2 separate regions of the Homo sapiens genome follow, and region 2 is linked to region 1. The links are chromatin contacts, found by Hi-C in ENCODE. All regions are on one chromosome and are shown on one strand. Each heading gives the region's core, a stretch centred on a gene start or an enhancer-like site at or near the end of the contact. The rest is flanking DNA. Distances are from core to core; before and after follow the strand shown.

Evidence for each region. Hi-C counts contacts between places; a loop is a spot of excess contacts on that map. Pooled maps may share reads with other maps.
Region 2: a map of PC-9 shows a loop between it and region 1 (3-fold over the local background). The contact joins two enhancer-like sites. A Hi-C loop is called at or near these places in 2 of 168 maps with a recorded cell type or tissue (PC-3 and PC-9) and 1 of 50 pooled maps.

The regions. Positions count from the first base shown.
Region 1 is chr7:117,127,886-117,135,332 of GRCh38, reverse strand. ST7 (suppression of tumorigenicity 7) reads right to left here. Exons shown (of 16, transcript NM_001369598.1): 4 at 5,486-5,540; 5 at 4,727-4,842; 6 at 3,373-3,448; 7 at 1,141-1,209. The region is part of intron 2 of ST7-AS2 (ST7 antisense RNA 2); the gene reads left to right. Among named protein-coding and RNA genes, the nearest start is that of ST7-AS2, 14 kb to the left of the region's middle. Within about 2 kb of position 2,837, at least 5 of the 41 ENCODE cell types and tissues checked have a DNase peak (open chromatin) inside an H3K27ac peak, as active enhancers do; they include PC-9, where a contact is called at or near this core.
Region 2 is chr7:117,167,104-117,174,550 of GRCh38, reverse strand. It overlaps ST7 (suppression of tumorigenicity 7), which reads right to left. Exons shown (of 16, transcript NM_001369598.1): 10 at 3,575-3,689. Among named protein-coding and RNA genes, the nearest start is that of ST7-OT3, 12 kb to the left of the region's middle. Within about 2 kb of position 4,415, at least 4 of the 41 ENCODE cell types and tissues checked have a DNase peak (open chromatin) inside an H3K27ac peak, as active enhancers do; they include PC-9, where a contact is called at or near this core.

The DNA.
Region 1 (7,447 bases), core at 1,588-4,087:
ATTAAGCACTGTACCAGGCACTTAACATATATCATCTCATATAATCTTTTCAACAACCCTCTTAGGTGGGAAGCCAAAAGGATAATTAATGAACATGGGGAGTTCTTGTGAATTTAAACCTTCCAAAGCATATGAGGAACAACCCACTGCCAAAGAAAGGGAATGTAATAGGGAAGTGGTGAGGCTGTAACAGACCACGCAGGTCCTGCACCCATCCTTTCACTCTCCTTCCCCACTGCCTCACTTGTGGCCATTTCCCTACTTATTTCCATCAGACCACAAGAGAGAAAATAAACAGAAAGTAAAACCAAATGTTACTTTTACTGTCCACAAACTGCAATAGCCAGCTAGGAAAAGGAGGCTGAACTTCACAGCTAATGTAAGGGCTGGGGCTACTAGTTAATCTTAGCCTTAGGAAGGGTCTGTAAGGTCTTTAGCCAGTCTCTCTAATTTCAGGCAGGAACCATCAATGGGGCTTTAAACAATGTGGTGAGGTAGGGAGAAAAATGCCCAGAAAAACAGCTATAAAACCAATTTCTACAGATGGCAGCATCCATGACTTGGAAAGAACCATAATGATGCTGAAACTATACAAGTGATTCACTGGAGAAAATAACTGGGACAGGCATCAGAAGAAATGCTTAAGGCTTCAGATGCCAACATATAAATATGAGGCAAGGGTAATGAAGTGAAAATTGAGATTGTAATACTGAGTGGTAGATACAGTATCAGAGGAATTAGCTATAAGATTGTAGTTGTTGGGCTGGGAACCCAAGAATGGTTGGGGCTAGCTTGCTTGCTTTGCTTATTTATATTTCAAATGGTATTCTTAGGAGGAGAGGCAGAGTAGCACTACTGGCCAAGAAACATACATCTATGTGGAAACGCATGAGTTTGGGATAGAAACATGCTAAGAGCTTGTGAGTGAAGGAAAAAGGAGAGAGCAATAGAAGTGCTAATGGTTGGGGAGTACAGAACAGACTGCTCAGCTCGATGGAAGATATAGATGATGCATCCTTGTCACAACACAATACACATACAGAAGCAAGAAAGTGTGGTGATGGGGGTGTCAACCATCCAGATATCCACTAGAAGTCTCATTTGGTTAGAAGTAGGGCACCCAACAGGTTCTTGACTTACTTTGGTAACAATTTTATCTCCCAGATGGTAGAGGAAGCAATTAGGGGAACTTCAACTCTGGACCTAATTCTGACCAAGAAGAAAAAAATAGTTGGTAAAATGAAAATTGATAGGAACATTCAGAGAGAGTCACTATGTCATTTCGGAGTTCAGGGTAATCAAAGAGGGGAAGGTGGACTTCAAAAAATTCAAAGAAAAGAGGCATGATTCAATGGCATGAGATTCAGAAGGAAAAATGGTTTAAGAGGGTTGAGCAGCTTCCAAATGTTCAACTGTAACTGCAATCACAAATGATCCTCTCAGGAAGAAAAGAGGGGTGGCACTTAAGTAACCAACACGGCTTCACAGAGATTTCTCCCAGGTCAGATTTTTAAAGGACATATTTTAAAAGATGGAAAGAGGGCATGTAATGATGGTCTATAAGAGAGTGGAATGAGCTTATAAGAATAATGTCAGGAGAGCTACAATTCCAAATTAGCTGAAGCTTGCAAAAATAACAATAATAATAATAATAATAAAACAAAATAAAATACTAAAGACAACCATTTATTCCCTATTTTAAAATTATATTTAAGGCCCTATCACCGTCCCCATGTCACAAAGGCAAATAAGTAAAAAAAAAAGACAAACAACATAATAACATCAAAACAAGGAAGGTTTATTGTTAAAAGCAGTAGATAATAAAGAAAAAGCAAAACTCTCTCCCTCCTATTTTGTTCCTGGCTTCTCTATCAAGGAGAATGACTGTCAGACTGAAAAAGGGAGAAGAAATTAAACTCTAAAATGGGTAAAAAGATGTAAGATAGCAAATAATTGATCCATTCTAAATGAATTACTGGACTGGATGGGCAAATCCCAGGAAACCGAAAGACCTTGTAGGCAGGCCATGGAATTGCTCTCTGTGGATAGTTGAGGAATCACAAAGAATGGAGAGGTGCTAGAAGATGAGATGATAAATGTAGCATAAATTTTCAAAAAGGGGAAGAAGGCAGACTTCCCAAACTACAGAACACAGTGATTTGGAAAGATATTCTAATGGATTATTAAAGGAATGGTCTCCAAGCACTTTAAAAAGAAAGTAGTGACGACTAGAAGCCAGCTTATATTCACTAAGAATAAATAAATCAGATTGTGCTAGCTTAATTTACTGTAATAGATTTACTATAAATTTAAGATCCGCAGCTACGATTGGCATTCTTAAGATCCAAATGGAGAAATATGAGCTGAGTCACAGTGTAACTGGGTGGCTTAGTAATTGAGTGAACAATACAAAAGATGGTGATTCATGAAGACATGAACCTGGAGGGTAGTTTCTATGTCATGTCACAGGGCTCTATTCCTGGCCTTCATATTTTTCTCAGAAATATGGATGACACACAGAAGGCAGGCATATCGAATTTGTAGATGACAAGAAACTGGAAAATAAATATGTTGCATGACAGAATCAGAAACCGTAGATCAACTGGTTACAATGGCAGGATTTTCAACTCTCACGACAATCTTTTTTTTTTTTCCCTAAGATCTCTGAAGAAGATTCTGTAACCTTCTTCAGAAAAATCATAAAATAGTTTAACAATGACCACTTGGCAAGGATAGTGTTGAGGTGATTCAAGCACCAGATGGGTGGTTCAGCTAAGTGACCTTTAAGGTCTCTGCCAACCCTGAGTTTTTATGACTCCAACTTTAAGAATCTTTCTCATTTTCTGAGATCTCCAGAAGAGATTTCCCAGCCTTCCTTGGTAACCCACAGAATGTTTAACAACACTCAAGACAGCATTTCCTCTTATCTTTGTCTTAATCTTGAAGTATTTTCTAAAATTTTTTTTTTAAACCTTATGTTGTTATCATGTTTTCCCCACTAGCAGAAGTTCTACTAGAAAATGTTCTAGTGCAGATGAGCATTCTACATCTGGAAAATTTTCCCTGTCAGAATGTTTTAGATATGTAAAGAATTGTATTTATTTTATATCCTCACAATATCCTAGGGATAGCCCTTCAAGAAATTAATTTAGGATCACAGCAAAGCCATTGAATTCATAAAATGACTAAAACCACCTCCACATGGTGGCTGTCCTTCATTTAAAAAAAAAACTTTTTTAAATAGAGTAATAACTCCCCAAATAATCCTCCAGTTCAAATGCAGTTTAATTTAAGTATCCTATCAATGGCAACTGAATATATTCAGCAAAGGATGAGATTTCCTTTTTAACAGCAAGATTTTCCCCCACTTACTCATTTATCTCCAAGGCTTCATGAGCTGCAGAAATCCTAGCTTGGGGGTTTCTCTCTCTCCAGGCTTTCTGCATTACTATTTAAGAAAAAGAGAAAACACCAAGTCAATCCATACATATAATTAGGTAGACTCAGTAGAGGACAAGAGCTAAATTAGGAGTGTCAGCTTAAATTACAAGAACATATTTCATTGCTAAGAGGGTTGGCCAAAATCTCCAAAGTCATATTAGTGTATTAATGTGCTATTCCACAGTATTTCAACTGCTGATAGCAAACCTTTTTTGTGCTCACAAAACTACAGGCTAAGGAAATCAAGAAAAGGCACTCTAACAGAGATTTTGCGTGTCTTTTGCACATTAATGTCATTTGTTCTTGGAGAATATATTTTATGCATTTTGAGATGACATTGCTACCAACCTTTTCATTCACTTAGATACAACATAATTGGTCATTTTCCGAAGCACTTAACACAGACTCTTGGTGTTAGAACATTCTGAAACCATTTCAAGAATTATGCGTGGGTCAGTAAAAAATGCTTAAGCTTTTGCTTAACATGTGTACTTATATCCCAAATTTACCTGCAAACCTAGCTTTTATACATCAGAGCAGTTTCTGAACATATGGTGGGAAGCTCAATGGGAATATTTACTGTACCATGATGTTTCTACCATAGCAAAGAGTACCATTTTACAAAGGAGTAACAATCTCCTTATTTATTTTATAAATTTGTATTTTATAAATTATTTTAGAGTGTGTAGAGGTTCCCTTTCAAAAACATTTTTTCACCTATTTACTTTGAATAAATTTTATAACAAAAAATTTCAGTTGAATTATCTGAAACTCAAGTAATGTAAAATACACACTAAACAAAGTATTTTCTCAGATGGAACACACATCTAGACTCCAATAGCCAAGGCCATGACCCCATTCGATGCTAGTTAACCTATAAATAGGCAAATAAAAGTCACTAAAATATATTCATTAATCATCTGAATCCAGTAAATTCCAATTTCTACTTTGAATATCATAAAGGAGATAAGGCCTTCATGCTAACTCAACCAAGAACTTCATTAGCTTCATATAAGATTCATATTTCTTTAAAATATATAAAACCAACTTCGATATATTTTTAAAAATCATGATTCAAATTATTATGAGGGGACTCATTTCAACATAAATACTTCATTGTGATAAAGGTTTACTTAATTATCAGAGTTCTGGGTTCTTATTAGTCAATCAACAATTTAATATTTTATTCATTGGAGTTTTACAGAGTGGATATTCTAAAAGCAGAAATCTTGACACTTAAGCCAAAAAGCCCTCCCATTCAGAAGGATGTATGGATTTTTCATACTTGCATCTGCGGGACGCAGATGGTCCGAGTCACAAGTAAAGAATGTCTGGTGGTCTTGGGCAGAGAGATTCATGTCATAGTAAGTAAGAGGCTCTCGTCCTGTCACCCAAGTATACCTGCAAAGGAGAAATAAGATGATTAGACACTTTTGAGAGAGAAAAGCAAGACCTATAAAATATTAAGCTGCAGAGGCGTTGAAATATAGACCATTAACTGAATACTAAAATAGCTTTGCTAATGAATAAAAAAAATTTTTAAAAATCATCTTATTCTCCCTTCAGGAATTATATCAGTCAAAAGAAATAAACATTTTCTCCTGTGTTTTTGTCTTAAAATTTACTAGCCCTTGCTAATGAAAACCTTCCCTAATTCATATTATGAATAGACACTTTCCTAAAGCTATGAAAATTCTAATTTGCCTAATTACTTTGCTAAACTAAATTCCAACATAACTTCTGCGACATCTCTATAACCATATTCCAGGTAAGCTTCAAAATGTTTTCAATGTATAGTATATATTGAAAAGAATAACTGTTAATACAAAAACTCTAAAAACTACACATTTTTGTACATTATCCCAAATCTAGTGCTAAAATATTTATAAAACAGAAAAATCAAAACATTTGAAGATAGTATTAAAAAATGGACGCACTACATAGACTGTTACAATGACCCCTAAATGAACCAGCAAAAACATTTGCTGCTGTCTTTGCTCTCTGAACCAGACCCATTTGTTTCCCAAGCTGTCAAAATGCTTACCGATTGTATTCAGCACCCCTAAATAAATTTAGTGGATTTCGCCATACTTTGCATTCTGCAACAAAGAGAAATATGAAAATGTTACGCGTAAGTTCAGTGACACTACAAGCTAATTAATTCAGCAAAACACCCTTCCTGCCATTTGATAAGATAATTCTATTCACTACCCTTTACATGGGAAGCAATGTGGAAAAACTCTGGGTGGTTAATCACAAAATGTGGCTCAGGCTCCGGGACTTTGGAAAGTTTTGCCTAATCTCTCTGGGCCTGAGTTTCCTCACTTGCCAAATCAAGATGCATGCCAAAATCAGCTAGTTCATAACTCCTAAAATTATTTCAAGAGGTCCAAACTGATTCTATGAATTTACTTCTAAAACCTTATAGATAAAAGTATAGGCAGAAGTAAAACTATTTTCTGTCAGTCTAAAACATACCTCATAATAACGTTGTACATGACAAGACAAACTATAGAGTATAATATGCAAACAGCCTTATAGTCTTAATTTGGGTTCATGCTAACAGTGATTTTATGATAATTTACCAGTTTGCTTTTGCCTTACAGGAAAGGAATAAGAAAATTAATAAGATTACCATATTGTAGGAAGAAATGCAATTAAAAGAAATTGTCTCAAAGCATTTTAATATCATTTACTTGCACAGATACATATACTAATCATCATACTAATATCATCATGTTAGCACATCCTAATAGGTCATACCTCTTTATTATACCAGGACCACAGAAATTTAGAACAAAAGGACTTTAACTTAGAAAAGCCAAGCATTAACTTTAAGACTGTGTTATAATGGTAAGCATATGACTAATAAACTACAATTCTTTTAAAACAGTCTATGATTAAGACTTTCTACTGATTCAGAATACTAGATTTTGGATGAATAAGATTTTATTATAAAAAAATCAGTTAATAGTATTCAAAACATCTATGTGCGTGTGCAACCAGCAAAAACCACATCCAACAACATATGTACAAAAAAGTGAGCAATTATTGCAGAAATCCAAAGGACATTGAAGGCCACGTGGTGATTCATTAGGATCCTACCCTCAGTCCTGTACATTCAACATCCATCCATCCACTGAGCATTAATTTGAGCACCCACTGGAGGAAATAAGTAAACCATCAATTTCAACACAGTGTGATAATGGAGAACACAAAGCACTCTGGGAACATGTGTGTAATCTCAACAAATATTTGTTAAAATAGTAAAGGATATACACATAACAGGAATACGTGTTTTCATTTAAAGAAGATGTACTTATTTCTAAATTAGGGCAGGATCCCACTTAAAATTTACACAATATTTATAAATAATGGCCCTAAATTTTTTGTCACTTAGCTTAACTTGCCATTTAGAAAATGATCTTTGTCCACTTAATTTAGCATCTCTGAATTTTGTTCTTGTGAAACTGAGATTTGATGGCTGTCACTTCATATGGCATTAACTACAAAATTATGCTTCCTGTAATTATTTTTTCTCCCCTTAGAGGAATCACTAACACCTTGACTCCAGATCATGGCTTGAAACACACTGGTGAGCTCAATAACCATAATCCCTGCTCTTATGGCTATTATAACTACCTGGACCTCACCACTGCCAACCCCTGCTCAGAGAATCTCTTTTAAGATTCAAAGTGCTCTTCTTAAAGCTTCATGAATATTGCAAGATCTGTATCTAGCACAAAATAAACATGAATATAGATTTATGGATAAGGATCCTCGTGGTAGAATTATTTACTATAAAACAAGGACATTTGGGGAGATGCTTCTCCTCCACAGAATCTCATCTGAAATATTAGTAAAAAGGCTAGGGCAAATATTTTGTCTCCAACAAATACATCATCATACTACCTGGAAGGATAAACACTGTTTAAACATCAATTGACAAATCACAAAGAAAACTGTTTTCAATTAAAATTTCGACTCTATTATATATCAGATGCAA
Region 2 (7,447 bases), core at 3,166-5,665, 38 kb before region 1:
GTAGAATTCACATCATATTTAATGAAGTTGTTCTCAGTCGATCACTTTTCTCTCATAACATCACATCTACATGGCTTTACTTTGATATTATAGGCTCTTCCTGTGAGCAATTACCTTCTTTTTGTACCAGTTACCATACCTGCAAAATGGGGCTAACAACAGTATCTACCAAATATGCTTGTGGTTTGAATCATGTATGATACTGATACATTACAAGAACTCAATAAATGCTAGCTGTTGCTGCTATTTTAGTCACTGTGTGAAGAACATTATAGAACCAGGATCAGCCACCTGGAATAAAACTGCCCACCTATAATGTTGAATCACAAATTGAAAATACAAGAGTATGAAAAATCCTGAGGATAGCAATATAGTATTTTAGACTAATACCTGGAATAATAAAGCATTAGAAGTTATCTCAATGGCAAAAATCAAAATCAGACTGCAGACTACATGGATATATGTCCAATCAACTGGTAATCTTTGTGGGGACACAGGAGTATATGATTGTTACTGATTTATAAACTCAAAGCCAAACTTTTTTTAAGGTGGTGAAGAACAATGAGACAAGGGGAATACATTTTGCCTCCCTTCTTTCCCCCAAAATATGTTCTTCGACACCCCCATCCCTGGCCCCCAGTGCCTTGCCATTTTTCTAAATCTTTTTGAAAAGGTCAGAAAAGCAGAACTAATCCCATTGTGTTCCCAGCATACTACTTAAAAAATTCAGCCACCTAGCAAATGTAATAAAGAAGGATTGCTGTACCCAAAAACAATCCAAAAAACGGCTACCCAACCAGAGCATTCCAATTAGTAAAAAGGACATATAATCCTGCTGCTTTGGGTGTGGCTCTACAGAGAGGGATGAAGGGGCTGGGATTCTAAGTGCTGTCTCCAGCATCTCATGGATTAGACATCTGAACCAGGGTGAAGATCAGAATGCCCTAAAAGCTGTCTGTACTCTAAGACCTCTAAAGCACCCACTTCCTCGCCCAGGGCCAGATAAGGAACCAGCAACTCAGTAGACGTCTCCAGGAAAAGCAGCAGGGATAAACTTGAAAGAACCCATTTCATGATATGGGGTGAGAAACAAGAGGCATGTTTTTCCACAATCTTCAGTGGCTGCAGCTCAACCCTCAAGAACAGTAACTTCAGCAGCCACTTCATTATATTTCTACTGTAAATGATACAGGCCTGAGCCAAGTCAGCACCAAAACTCCCTTCAGAATTCAGTCGGTGTTAGGTCATCTGTACTCTATTGACAACTGCTGAACTCAAAACCCCTAACGAGGCATCTCAGCAACAATATGTGTCCTGCCACTAATGAGGCTCTTTTTCCATGAATAATGAACAAGAACATCATCTCTGTTGCCAGGTACACAACATAAACAAAGCTCAACACAAGGGCCTTGGTATGGTGAGTTTGTCCATTTGCAACAAAAGAATTTTTCAAAGTGTGAGCCAAGTTTCAGTGGAGGGTGGGACGGGCTGTTGTAACAAATAATGTGAACATATGTTATCAGAATCTAATAAATCAGTTTTTGAATGTTGTGGAACAGAGGCTGTGCAATGGAATAGTTAGAGACAATGGAGAGTTCCATTTCTTTATTTTACAATCAGTCTTATAACACGAGGCTGATGATTTCTGTAACAAATGGAGATCTTCATGAAAGGAGCCTTAAGAGGCTTGCCATCCCAAAGGCTCTACTGATTAAAGTTTTATTTCTGAAGGCTTGATAACATCAGATTGAGTATAGGTCAGCATTAAGGATTGCTATGGCATTGATGGCTACAGAGTGGCATTTGGAAAAGTGCACTGCTGCCTGAACCCATGGCCATGGGACTGAATTCCTTTGGTACTAAAAGAATGTCAACATACGAGGATTTTTGCCTACAAGGCAGCCCAATAGTTTAGACCCCTAAGCTTGGACCACTGTTTAGCTGAACCATGAGTAAGATTTTAGCATATAAATAGAGAATACAAGTGAGCTGACATGAAAGCCAAACAGTCTTTATTTTGTTTACTTAAAAGTGCTCCACAAATACTTTTCTCTGTTTCTCAAATCAGTTCCATACTAGGTAGCATATATCTTGTTACACAGGGTACTTATGTCTGCACAGGCAAAATGATGCCATCACTGGCTGAAGGCTTTTCGTTTCCATATATTTGAGAAAAAATTTGAAGAAAATGAAACAAAAACAAAAACAGTCTCATAATGCCTGAGTTCCCTCAACTATAGGAGATGATAACTCTCACCCATTTCAGAGATTCCTTATGAAGAAATGTGTCAAAAATAAGACCCAATGGCCAGGTGTGGTGGCTCACGCCTGTACTCCCAGTGCCTTGCGGGGCCAAGGTGGGAAGTTCACAGGAGTTTGAGACCAGCCTGGGTAACATAACGATAACCAGTCTCTACAAAAAAAATTTAAAAATTAGCCAAGCATGATGGCACACTCCTATAGTCCTAGTCACTTGGGAGGCTGAAGCAGGAGGATGGCTAGAACCCAGGAGTTCAAGGTTATAGTGAACTATGATCATACCACTATACTCCATCTGGGGTGACAGAGAGGAAGGCCCTATCTCTCTTAAAAAAAAAAAAAAAAGACCCAAATGGTATAGTTTGCTCTGTATGTTTTGTAATCTGAATAATTCTTTAAATGCACTTTAAATGCACTGAAGATGCTTACTAAAGAAAAAATATTTCATAAAGCAAAAAATGATTATATAATAAGTAATCATTCCCTACATCCATTTTACAAGGAAACACTTTAGGAAGATGGTTACTGAAATGAGGCAGAATAGTATGAAGCTCTGCAGATATTTCAGTAACAATGTCGTGGCAGGTAATTATGTGGACAATTTTTGTCCAATTAATCAAATAATGAATTCATGGATAATGACAATATGAGCATTAGAGTTTTAAAATATCTAGGATGTGCCGGCTTATTTTTCTGGTTTCTTAGGAACAGGCAAAATGGAATAAGTTCATGAGTGAGTAACCAGAATGGCAAAGGGACTTCAAAGCCTGCCATTTAAAGAAATGGGGATATTCTGCTGCTAATGAGAAGAGCTGGGATGAAGCGGACATGATTTCATCTTCCAATATTTACTGAATTGCCACATGTGCAAGGGATATTAGCTGTTCTACATTGCTCCAAAGGGTCAATGTGACCAATAGGCTGTGGTCACAGTGAACTGATGTGGATTTATAGCAAGAGCTCTAACAGTCAGTGCTGCCCCTACAGGATAGGTACTGCCTGTGAGGTTCTGGGTGATTCCTGACCGCAGAGGTAATAGAGCAGAGTAGACATAACTGCCTGATGGGGAGAGCATGAGGGGAGCCTGTACGGAGGGAAGGAGAGGAACGAGACACATGCCATGTGACATTTCTGGTCCTTGCTAACCATGAAATTCTAAGATCATACCAAACACCATCATAAAACTGTAGGTGAAAATTCTATAAGAGTATGGCTACAAAAGTGCTGTGCTATTTGAAATGACCCTTCTAATCTAATCAGGGAAAATACATCAAAAGAGGAATAGTCAAGTAAATAAAAATACCCAAGAACTTACCATCATACTTTGCTAAGACTGCCTGAACATCAGCATATGCTTGTAGTTCCAGAAGGGCTTCTAAAAGGTTTTCATGGATATTGAACATACTCAGAAGGGGGAACTCCTTCATTAACTAGGGCAGAAGAAACCAAGGAATAATTAGTATATTATGTATGTCTTATAATTTTATTGTACATATTTTATTATATATATTTATTGTATATATCACGGTTTGGATATATATACACAAAGTAAAATGATTACTAGAGTTAAGCATTTTAAGAAATAAGTATTTCTTATTTATTTATTTATTTGAGATGGAGTCTTGCTCTGTCGCCCAGGCTGGAGTGCAGTGGTGCGATCTCAGCTCACTGCAACCTCCACCTCCTGGGTTCAAGCAATTCTCCTGCCTCAGCCTCCCAAGTAGCTGGGACTACAGGCACATGCTACCATGCCCGGCTAATTTTTGTGTTTTAAGTAGAGACGGGGTTTCACTATGTTAGCCAGGATGGTCTTGATCTCCTGACCTCATGATCTGCCCGCCTCGGCCTCCCGAAGTGCTGGGATTACAGCATTTCGTATTTTTAAAGTATAATACTGAATTGTATTTATATAAAAGTATAATTCAATTCTTAAAAGTATAATTAATATTGGGTTATAAGAGTTCATATCAATTATTATTTTGTAAATCATTAAATGCTTCTTATTTTTCTGGTAAGGTGGGATAAGATTCAAAGACAGGTTTTCATAAAAGTTGAAGAAAATGCTCAAGAAAGATAAAATGCCATGGAGAAACCAAACAAGGTAAAGGCTGAAAAATATCTCACGGGCTTTACCAGTTAGGTCACCGGTAACTTTGCCAACAGCAATTTGGATGGAAGCCAGACTGTAGAAGGGTAAACAAGGGGGCATTACCCTTTCAAGCAGCCTAGTGGCAAAGTTAAGGAGAAAAAGTAGAAAAATAACTAGAAAGTGACACGGGTTAAAAGAAAATTTGTAGGTAGTGATGGGGGTGGTAGTAAAGAGGAAGGTTTATGAGTTTCTGCCTGGTGGCCTACATAAAACAGGGGCCACGATCATCTTCTGAGACTAAGAGAATAGGTGGCAGGGAAGAAGCTTAAAGATGGGGTGAAAGTGAAAAACAGCCACACAGTGGAGAACTACTCAGGACAAAAAAAAAAAAAAAAAAAGGATTGCTAAGGCTGTCTTGAGGGCCTAACAAATGGAGACCATGAATTTTAGAGGTTATAACTGCCATGGTTGTCAAGTTTTACCTAGCGGTGGCCAGCAGCCCAGGTACAGTAGCAAGATGTCAAATGATTAGGTTGAGCCTGGGCAGACTGAATTAGGTTCAATAAAATTCAAGGAGCAAGAGACTGGACTATGATGGTGAACGAATGATTAAAGGAATGGTCCACGGGTTCCACACTGGATGAGGATGAAGAGAGGCCCAAAGGAAGTTAAAATATATAATATTGAACTTCACTGGGAAGCAAAGAGAAAGAAGAAAGACCAAGAATTTCAGAGCAAAGTTTTTATCTTCAAGAAAGGTAAAATCTGGCCAGGCATAGTGGCTCATGACTATAATCCCAGCACTTTGAGAGGCCGAGGCAGGTGGATCACCTGAGGTCAGGAGTTTGACACCAGCCTGTCCAACATGGCAAAACCCCATCTCTACTAAAAATACAAAAATTAGTCAGGCATGGTGACACGCACCTGTAGTCCCAGCTACTTAGGAGGCCGAGGCAGGAGAATCACTTGAACCCAGGAGGTGGAGGTTGCAGTGAGCTGAGATCATGCCACTGCATTCCAGTCTGGGCAACAGAGTGAGACTCCGTCTCAAAAAAAAAAAAAAAAGGAAGAAGATTAAAAAAAGAAGGTAAAATCTTATCTTAAAAGAAAGTTAACCAGGTTCAAAAAAAGAAAGGTAAAATCTTATCTTAAAAGAAAGGTAACCAGGTTCTTTATAGAGCAGAATCACAGATATATTCTCCTCTAATCCTCTACCTGGATAACTGCTATCTATTATAACATAACAACCTCTAAAAAAGTGATAACTGTTTTTGATGTCAACATCTTTAAAGTAATTATGCTGAGAGAAATAATACCAAAAACAGGCTAATTCACTGCTAAGCAAAAAATCAGTGAATACACTGCATTGACCATCCAGTTCTTCCTTCATTAGGAACATTTACCATATTGTTTTGTTTTTTAAAGCCAATAATCATTTACCCTATCTTTAAAAATAATTTTCTGCAGCCCAAAAGAGCATCATATTACTAACGAAAAACCCCTATTAAACTGATTATGTGTTCAGTAAGACTGATGGTCCGAACTTCCCTAGAGAGGCCTGCAGTATTTTCACTGTTGATAAAGGAGGTGAATAAGACTATACCACACATTGCTGATGTTCTGTAACCAATAAAAGTATTTCTTGTTCTGGTTCATTTTGATTCTAGTTGAGATTACCCTTTGATTTTTTTTTCTCTTTCTAATTAAAGCAGTTAGAATTAAAGCTCTCTGTCATTCAGCATTTGGCAACACAATAAAGACATTCTCTAAATTGCAACATTTAAACATTTATTGTTTTCAGCCAATTCTTCAGGTAATGATCAAACTTCAAGGACACAAATCATATTCTATAATTTAAAAAGTGCAATTCCAAATATTAGTTGCTGAAGCTTAAAAACTGAGTCTTACTAAAACTCAGTGAGACCGCATACGCAAACATGAGGTCTCACCCAGTTCCAACAGAACTTAAGGTAAGATGCTAGGAGCTTAAAGAGCAGTGCTTTCATTTGAAGCTTGGACAGAGTATACTGTGTCCAAAAACAAATCACCAATAAAAGGATTTTAAACATGGTAAAAAGCAAATGTTGGAGAGGTAATCAAAGTCATATGACAATTAGCAAATCTAGCTTTCCTAATTTAATATAAACCAGAACAAAAAGTGAACCCTCTGCTGCCTCCATTGCCCTTTCCGGCTCCTCAAACAAGCTATCTTAGAGAAAAGCCCACAACTTCCTTGGCTCTGTTTACTCCACACTGCTTCGCTACAACCTGGCTTGCCTCCCCACAATCTGAATCTGCTTGTCCCCATTTACAGGTGACTGAAATTGCTCCCGTGGACACCCTCCGCCCTTTTCTTGTTTGACCTCTGCATCATTTGAAAGTCTGATGGCTTTTTCTTTGAAACACTTGCCTCTCTTGGCTTCTTCAACAGCATTCTCTTCTGGTTTTCTTTATACTTATCTCACAGCTCCTTTTCTAGTTTCCCCTTGTCTCTGATTTAGGAGTAAGTCTTCTTGCAGGTTATGTCCCACATCCTCTTATCTTAAACACCCTGATCTCTAGAACTGTTGTCATTTCCAGGGTCTCAGCATCAGCATCTCCATGGGGATGACTTCCACAACCTAACATCCTGCTCTTGCCAACTGTCTTCCTGACAGTTTTACCTGAGTGTCCTTAAAGGCAACACACCTAATACTGAGATGATAATTTCCCCCTTCCCAGGCCAACCCTTCAAACCTGTTCTTCCCTCCTTGGTATTTCCTATTTCAGAGAAAAGAACCATTAACCTCTTGTCACCCTCTTCTCCCTACAGCCACTTTAGAGGCCCTGCAACCCCCGAGAGTTGATATTTAAAACATGCTGACAGCTTTCATTACATTCAATGAAAGCTGTGTTATGCAAACATACACCTTAAGAATCATGAACACTTGGACACAGGAAGGGGAACATCACACTCTGGGGACTGTTGTGGGGTGGGGGGAGGGGGGAGGGATAGCAGAGGGTGATATACCTAATGCTAGATGACGAGTTAGTGGGTGCAGCACACCAGCATGGCACATGTATACGTATGTAACTAACCTGCACAATGTGCACATGTAC